Regions from separate parts of the Homo sapiens genome. Here region 2 is linked to region 1. A link is an interaction called in ENCODE POLR2A ChIA-PET data of the cell type or tissue named here. Cell type or tissue: endothelial cell of umbilical vein. All regions are shown on one strand. Each heading gives the region's core, and the rest is flanking DNA. Links, peaks and the distances in the headings are about the cores only.

Region 1 (4,383 bases), core at 218-4,217:
AAGAAAGAGAAAAAAAATCCTGTAAAAAGAGAGACACGCCAAAAAGCACATCCATCTAGGCCATTTTCCATAGGAATAAAGTGACTTTGTCTAAGTGGCAACCAAGACAACTGCTGTCATGGCCAAGGACAGGAAGCGAAGTTTACAATAAGAACCAGGAGTCATTAGGAACAGGTTACATATGTCTGGTGTGCTTCCTTTCCCTAGGGTAGAAAAATAAGCCTTATCTGGGAGATGAGTTTCCCTCATAATATGGTTTAAATAATACTTTTCAAGAGCATTGATGCTAAAAGTGGTGAACTTCCTTTCAGTACTCTTGTGTAGATCCCTCACTCCCCAGGCTGGAAAATGTGATACAAGAAGTATGGTTGTCCTCAGTGCAGTTCTCCTGCTCACTGCTTCCTGCTGAGGACTCAAAGAAATGGCATCTCGTTTCCCTGAAGGCAGAAACCAGAGCTTGCATTGTCTTCCTTGGTACCCTCTTTCCTCCAACTCACCCCGATTTGGCTGATGTTTGCCTTATAGACTTTTTTGTACTGCCTCTCCACAAGGGCCACCTAGAGAACAGCTCTCCAGTCTGCAAAGCCCTCATTTCTGTTGAAGATGCCCTGTGAACTTTCACTGGGTCTTGTTTGCCAATCAGGCAAATCGCAGCCATTCTTCAGTGACCTACTGTTAAGAAAACAGGCCTGAGAGGGGATGAGGAAACGTGGCTGAATCCCTGTGACACAGCAGGCAGCCTAGACCCTGGACAGAGTCCAAAACCAAACCAGGGAGGCCCAGGGTGGATCCAGTGAGTCAACAATCTAGGGACATGGCCAAGGTTCAGAACTACAAGGCACAATGTACAGAACCGTGATCCAAACTGCAAGCCAGAACCCAGTGACTCCAGCAGGAGCAAAGGGAGGAGAAGGCTGGGGTAGGTGTGGGAGGAGAGCTGGGAAAGGCAAAGTTGCAGCATCCCCAGGGTCAAGAGACTAGGCAAGGTCCAAAGGCAAGTGGAATAATAACTTTGTCCCATCAATCAGAATTCTGCAGGCCCAGCTGCAGGCAGCTTACGTCTACTTTCACGAAAGCTCTAGGACTCCATCCTCTGCCCAGCTCTCTTCTGGCTCTTCATAAGCTTTCCCAGGGACCTCAGCAATTGCCACAGCTTCTATCATGATCTTGCTGCGGCTGACATTGCTATCTGAAGAACAAGGGGAAGCATGTGGCACTCAGCATTGAGGGACCTGCATTCTAGCCCCAGCTCTGTTCCTTTCTGACTGTGTAATCTTAGGCAAGTCATCTACTTTCTCTGAGACACAGTTATTTCAGCTGGGAAGCGGGAAAGATAATGTCTACCTCACAGAGTTTGGGTGAGAGCTAAATAAAATCATGAAGATAGAGCTGCTCTGTAAATCACATAGTTCTGTACAATACTATTCCTAATATTAACAAGTCAATCTATAACCTAAATATCTGTCCTACGCTCCAGCCTGATATATTCAACCGCCTCCTGGAAACTTCCACTTGGACTCAGAGTCAACATATCCCAAATTTTCAAAACCCCCATCTTCTAGTACATGGCTTCCTGTCTTCTCTGTGCAGCCCATTTCAGCGAAGGGCATCAGAGACAATCAGAGTGTCGGGGTATGGAACCTGAAACCTAATGGACTCCGTCAGTGGAACCTTCCTTTCCCAGCTTACATACAATCTGCCAACAACTACCAGGTTGGAATGAATATCTGACAGACTTTCGGCCCTTTTTCTCCTTCCCCTCTGCCCTGACCTCAGTCAAATTCTCAATATTTCTGTCCCAGAATGTTGCAACACAGTCTTAAGAGACCTAGCTACTTCTGGTCACACACCCATTTCCTCAAATCCAGACTTGCCATCACAGCCAGGTTAACCTTACAAAACACAAATCTGACTAAACTGCTTTCCTTAAATCCTTGAAAGCCCCCTTGTACACCTAAAGGAGAAAACGTATGCCAGTTTCACTTCTCACTCTATCCCTTAAAGTATCCACTGTTCTCACCTCTCCCGATGAGAAACATCCTGAACAGACCAAGTCCTGGCCAACGTCTTTGGCTTTTTTCCATTCTGATATACAAGGAGCCATATCATGGAATCGGATTCTTCCTAGAGTTAGGGAAGCCTATTTGACATCAAGAGTGCCCTGAGACAGCTTTCTTCTGCTTCCAGTGATTTTTTTTTTTTTCCCCAAACACAGCCTCATACAGAAAGCAACTGCTGACTTGGGAATACCCACAGTTCTAAGGCAGCACAGGCAGCTAACAGAACCGTGTTAGCTGTCATATGATGTTAGATTTAGTTCTTGTTCTAGTTCAAGTTCTGCCACTAAAGAAAAGAGCCAACTCCATTGTGATGTCTGTGAGATGGTCTTCGATAACATGTCAAGCTGCTGAATTAAGCAACCCAGCAGCCCACACACGAATGGACTTCCTGTTACAAATGTTTTTGTTGTCTGAGTCAGTCTGAGTAAGGGTTTCCATTATTTGCAGCTAAAAGTACTGTAAATTATCTAACACAATAGGTGACTTAAGCAATAACACAGCCTAAGTATGCAAGGGAGTTTCTCACACCAAACAAACAAAAACAGAAACTGAGGTTCAGAAAAAGAAAAATGATTTTGCCAAGAACATACTGAAAATTCGATGGTTAATTGCATAAAATATAACAATACTAATAACTATTTCTAGTCTGGATTATCAGGTGAATAAGCCCTGTTCTCTTCTAGTTTTGCTGTTAAGCTGCTGTGGACTGGAAAACCAGGTTTCTGCAAGACAGGTAGATCTGTTTGTAAACTAAGTGTAAACAGACTCTGAGTGAAGTTCCAAAAGCTTGTCTATGAAGAAATGGCAGGAGCTTTAGCATTGATTTTGGGACATTGAGATAAGTATGATGTCTCTATATACTTGGCTAATCTTTGGTCTATATCACATCAGAACTATTAGGACAATGTGTCAATTAGTTATTTTTCTTGTGAAAATAAATAATGAATGTCACAGAGTGGATGCCTCTATGTGTGTGTGGGGGGGCTCAAACTATGCCTGCCTGAGTGCACATAGCACAAGAGTAGTAGGGACAGGCTCTCTAATCTCAAGTTTAACTGTTTTGTCCTGGCCAACTTGGACTTGAAAAGTAAGGGATGATCTGATTGACTCCTCTACCTTCTCTCAGAAAATTCTTCACTTACCATGTCAAACGACTATTTTGCTGTGGAGCTTATTGAAAAGTGACACATGCTGCCCTGTGGAGGTAGTGAGCTCCTCATCTCTGGCTCAAACTGAGTTTGAATGCCCTACTTGTGAGGAAGACTTCTATTCCAGGAAAAAGTTAAGGCTGATGTCATCAAGTCTTTTATAGTCTCTTTCCAATCCTGATTTCTCTTACAGCCCTTTTAGAGGGAGAAAAATATTCTCTGTTGTTGTTCCTGTCAAAGTTGCCCATAGAAACAGGCAGTATCAAAGTGATCTAGCTCACCACTGAGCCCTTTCTATGTCATACAAGAGCACCAGCAATAAAAATGCTGGAACTGAGGCCCAACCAGTGATATCACTGATGATGCATCAGGAAAGACAGAACACCTGCTCTTTACAAAGACCTTTTTACACTTACTTCCCTGATGAGTTCACTTCCCAATCTGTTGGAGCAAATCCCTTTTGTAAGACAGGCTGCTACACACCATAAATTTGATGGCAGCTCTTCCATCCAAGGAGCCTCTTGGGGCACTTGACCAATCTCAACATTCCCAATTGTTCTAACTGATTGGCAAGCATTATGAACTCAACAATTGGTTTTCCACAGCTTTGGGAGGAGAAATGTCTTTCATTAATAGGCTACATTTCACCAGATTGCCAGGGAAAAGGTGATACTACTGGAAATGTCAGAAAGAGATTCCCTCTTTTCCTCCCTAACCTACAGCAGGGCAAGCAAGCATGGCTGGTAAGGGAGGGTAAGAAAAACACAAAGACTCTTGGCCAGGCGCGTTGGCTCACGCCTGTAATCCCAGCACTTTGGGGGCCGAGGCTGGCAGACCATGAGGTCAGGAGATCGAGACCATCCTGGCTACACAGTGAAACCCCGTCTCTACTAAAAATACAAAAAAATAGCCAGGCGTGGTGGCACGTGCCTGTAGTCCCAGCTACTTGAGAGGCTGAGGCAGGAGAATTGCTTGAACCTGGGAGGTGGAGGTTGCAGTGAGCCAAGATCATGCCACTGCACTCCAGCCTGGGCGACAGAGCAAGACTCTGTCTCAAAAAAAAAAAAAAAAAAAAAAAAAAAAGACTCTTCAGTGTAGCTGCTTGGCTTCATCTTCACCAGGAAGCTTCCTGGCTCCAAACCATTGCTGAAACATCTATTTGTTCCCTTGAGACC
Region 2 (4,383 bases), core at 250-4,249, 66 kb after region 1:
TTTGGGTTCCTCTATCTTGGGTGGGGGCCTCCTCAGTCCTTCCTCAGAGTCTCACCTTGCCTCGCCACAGAGCTTGGGCCCGCTCCCCTCAGCCGATCTCAACTGGCCCCTCAGGACTATGCCCTTGATTCTCTGACCCCCAAAAAACATCCCAGCACCAAGCCTGGGGTTTCCCTGGATTGATAGCAGAAGGGGAACTGGATTCTGCCTGGTGAGGGTGGAGGGCAAGGAATGGGAAATGGAGCAGCGAAATGGCAGCGGATTTGTGGGAGTGGGGGTTAGACTAGGATCTTGGGGGACCTCAGTTCCCTCTCAGGTTTCTGACTTTGATTCCTGGCAGGGCCTGGGCCATGCCCTCTCCTAACCAGCCCTTCCCTGATCACACCAACCTCTGACTCCAGAGTCCCCTGTGGCTTAAACAAACGCGTTGCGAAGGGGGCGGAGGTGGGGAGCAGCCCAGTCTGAGAAGTCAGCCTCCGCGGGGTAGTCCAGGGCTGGGACCCTCTATCAGGGATAGGGGTTTCCTGAATCCTCCCTCAGAGTCTCACTTTGCCTCTTCACAAAGCCTGGGCCACCTTCCCTCTGCCGATCTCAAGCCACCCTTCAGACCCAGAAACTCACTTCTCTCTAACCCTCAATTCACAAGTCAGTGGCATCACATCCGGCCACCCAGGGCTTGCCTGGATTGAAAGCAGGGGTGGAACCGGATGCTGCGCTGATGGGGATGAAGGTAGGGGTGGGGGAGGGGGGTATGAGGCTGGTTGGGGGGTTGGGGAGGATAGGGGCACAGGTGGGGAATGGGGGTACAGATGGGGTAGGGAGTGCAGATGGGAAAGGGGTAGGGGATAGGAATGGGGGTGGGGGACACTCAGCCCTCTCCTAGGGTCCTGACGTTGATGCCTGGCAGAGCCTACCCCCACCAGTCCTGCACTGATCACACCAAGCTCTGACTCCATAGTCCCCTGCGGCTTCAGCGGCAGTGGGGTGGTGGGCGTCCCAGACTCAGAAGTCCGCCCACGGGTGGCCCAGGACTGGAAGCAGGAGGGGTGCCGGATTATTTGGGGTCGTCTATCTGGGGTGGAGAGGGCCTCCCGACTTCTCCCTCAGCTTCTCACTATGCCACCTCACAGAGCCTGGACCGGCTTCCCTCTGCCAATCCCAAGCTGCCTGTCAGACTGAGAAGCTAGCGTCTCTCTAACCCCCAATGCACAAGTCACTGGCATCACATCCAGGAACCTGGAGCTTCCCTGGGTTGAAAGCAGAAACGGAATGCGATTCAACCTGGATGGGGATAGTGGTGTTGGGGTGGGGGATGAGGACATAAGGGTAGTGGGGGTTTGGGGAGGATAGGGGTGCTGGTGGGGGATAGGGTGTAGATGGGGTTGGGAGTGTGGATGGGAATGGGAAGGGGGATGGGAATGGGGGTGGGGGACCCTCGGCCCTCTCTTACAGTCCTGAGGTTGATGCCTGGCAGAGCCTGCCCTCACCAGTCTTGCACTGATCACCCCAAGCTCTGACTGCAGAGTCCCGTGCGACTTCAGAGGCAGTGGGGTGGTGGGCGCCCCAGACTCAGAAGTCCCCCCACGAGTGGCCCAGGGCTGGGAGCATGAGTGGTTCGGGATTATTTGGGATTGTCTATCTGCGGTGGGGGCCTCCTGAGTCCTCCCTCAGCGTCTCACCTTGACTCCTCACAGGGCCTGGCCCGCTTCCCTCCACCAGTCCCAAGCTGCTGGTCAGACAGAGCAGCTCGCTTTTCTCTAACCCCCAATGCGCAAGTCAGTGGCATCACATTCCGGCACCTGCGGCTTTCTTGGGTTGAAAGCGGAAGCAGAACCCGATTCAGCGTGGATGGGGGTGGGAGGAGTGAGGTCGGTGGAGGGGGCGCGTTTTGGGGGTGGGTTGAAAGCGGAAGCAGAACCTGATTCAGTGTGGATGGGGGTGGGAGAGGTGAGGTTGGTGGAGGGGCCCGGGTTTTGGGGTGGGAGATGGTGGTGTGAGAGAGGTGCGGGGTTGAGGAGGATAGGAGCCTGGTGGGGGATGGGGGCGCGGATGGGTTTGGGAGTGCAAATAGTAATGGGAAAGGGGAGGGGGTGGGGGATGGGAATGGGGGTGGGGTACGCTTAGCCCTCTCTTAGGGTCCTGAGGTTGATGCCTCGTAGAGCCTGCCCTCACTAGTCTTACACTAACCACCCCAAGCTCGGACTCCAGAGTCCCATGTGACTTCAGACGCAGTGGGGTGGAGGGCGCCCCAGACTCAGAAGTCAGCCCACGGGTGGCCCACGGCTGGTAGCAGGAGTGGTGCGGGATTATTTGGGGTCGTCTATCTGGGGTGGGGGCCTCCTGAGTCCTCCCTCAGCGTCTCACCTTGACTCCTCACAGGGCCTGGCCCGCTTCCCTCCACCAATCCCAAGCGGCTGGTCACAGAGCAGCTCGCTTCTCTCTAACCCCGAATGCGCAAGTCAGTGGCATCACATCCGGGCCCCTGGGGCTTTCTTGGGTTGAAAGAGAAACCAGAAATCAGATTCAGCGTGGATGGGGGTGGGAAGGGTGAGGTCGGTGGAGGGGGCGGGTTTTTGGGGGTGGGTTGAAAGCGGAAGCGGAACGTGATTCAGTGTGGATGGGGGTGGGAGGGGTGAGGTTGGTACAAGGGCCCGGGTTGTTGGGGTGGGAGATGGCGGTATGAGAGAGGTGGGGGGTTGAAGAGGAGAGGAGTGCTGGTGGGGGATGGGGCGTGGATGGTTTGGGAGTGCAAATGGTAATGGGAAAGGGGACGTGGTGGGGGATGGGAATAGGGGTGGGGTACGCTTAGCCCTCTCTTAGGGTCCTGAGATTGATGCCCGGCAGAGCCTGGCCTCACTAGTCTTACACTAAACACCCCAAGCTCTGACTCCAGAGTCCCATGCGACTTCAGAGGCAGTGGGGTGGTGGGCGCCCCAAGCTCAGAAGTCCGCCCACAGGTGGCCCACGGCAGGTAGGAGTGGTGCGGGATTATTTGGGGTCGTCTATCTGGGGTGGTGGCCTCCTGAGTCCTCCTCAGCGTCTCACCTTGACTCCTCACAGGGCCTGGCCTGCTTCCTTCCACCAATCCCAAGCTGCTGGTCAGACAGCAGCTCGCTTCTCTCTAACCCCCAATGCGCAAGTCAGTGGCATCACATCCGGGCCCCTGAGGCTTTCTTGGGTTGAAAGCGGAAGCGGAAACACGATTCAGCGTGGATGGGGGTGGGGGGGAGGTCGGTGGAGGGGGCGGGTTTTTGGGAGTGGGTTGAAAGCGGAAGCGGAACCCGATTCAGCGTGGATGGGGGTGGGAGGGGTGAGGTTGGTGGAGGGGCCCCGGTTTTTGGGGTGGCAGATGGCGGTATGACAGAGGTGGGGGGTCGAGGAGGAGTGCTGGTGGGGGATGGGGGCGGGGATGGGTTTAGGAGTGCAAATGGTAATGGGAAAGGGGACGTGGTGGGGGATGGGAATAGGGGTGGGGTACGCTTAGCCCTCTCTTAGGGTCCTGAGATTGATGCCCGGCAGAGCCTGGCCTCACTAGTCTTACACTAAACACCCCAAGCTCTGACTCCAGAGTCCCCTGCGACTTCAGAGGCAGTGGGGTGGTGGGCGCCCCAAGCTCAGAAGTCCGCCCACAGGTGGCCCACGGCTGGTAGGAGTGGTGCGGGATTATTTGGGGTCTTCTATCTGGGGTGGTGGCCTCCTGAGTCCTCCTCAGCGTCTCACCTTGACTCCTCACAGGGCCTGGCCTGCTTCCTTCCACCAATCCCAAGCTGCTGGTCAGACAGCAGCTCGCTTCTCTCTAACCCCCAATGCGCAAGTCAGTGGCATCACATCCGGGCCCCTGAGGCTTTCTTGGGTTGAAAGCGGAAGCGGAAACACGATTCAGCGTGGATGGGGGTGGGGGGGAGGTCGGTGGAGGGGGCGGGTTTTTGGGAGTGGGTTGAAAGCGGAAGCGGAACCCGATTCAGCGTGGATGGGGGTGGGAGGGGTGAGGTTGGTGGAGGGGCCCCGGTTTTTGGGGTGGCAGATGGCGGTATGACAGAGGTGGGGGGTCGAGGAGGAGTGCTGGTGGGGGATGGGGGCGCGGATGGGTTTAGGAGTGCAAATGGTAATGGGAAAGGGGACGTGATGGGGGATGGGAATAGGGGTGGGGTACGCTTAGCCCTCTCTTACGGTCCTGAGATTGATGCCTGGCAGAGCCTGGCCTCACTAGTCTTACACTAAACACCCTAAGCTCTGACTCCAGAGTCCTCTGCGACTTCAGAGGCAGTGGGGTGGTGGGCGCCCCAGACTCAGAAGTCCGCCCACAGGTGGCCCACGGCTGGTAGCAGGAGTGGTGCGGGATTATTTGGGGTCGTCTATCTGGGGTGGGGGCCTCCTGAGTCC

What was found. ChIA-PET counts read pairs that join two places held together with the same protein. Peaks named below come from ENCODE experiments on the same cell type or tissue, not always from the same donor. Only the 100,000 strongest peaks of a DNase experiment are listed, where the experiment ranks them.
Region 2: POLR2A ChIA-PET joins it to region 1 with 6 read pairs; 2 of 35 experiments call an interaction of 5 or more read pairs at or near these places.

What each region holds. Positions count from the first base shown.
Region 1 is chrX:151,982,557-151,986,939 of GRCh38, reverse strand. No RefSeq gene overlaps it. Among named protein-coding and RNA genes, the nearest start is that of GABRE, 10 kb to the right of the region's middle. RefSeq lists a silencer at 672-891. In endothelial cell of umbilical vein, for the core only: no CTCF peak of the experiment used is centred there; DNase peaks (open chromatin) are centred at 719, 2,429 and 3,469; H3K27ac peaks cover 4,000 bases.
Region 2 is chrX:151,917,019-151,921,401 of GRCh38, reverse strand. All of the region lies in intron 1 of MAGEA4 (MAGE family member A4), which reads right to left. Among named protein-coding and RNA genes, the nearest start is that of MAGEA4, 6.3 kb to the right of the region's middle. In endothelial cell of umbilical vein, for the core only: no CTCF peak of the experiment used is centred there; no DNase peak of the experiment used is centred there.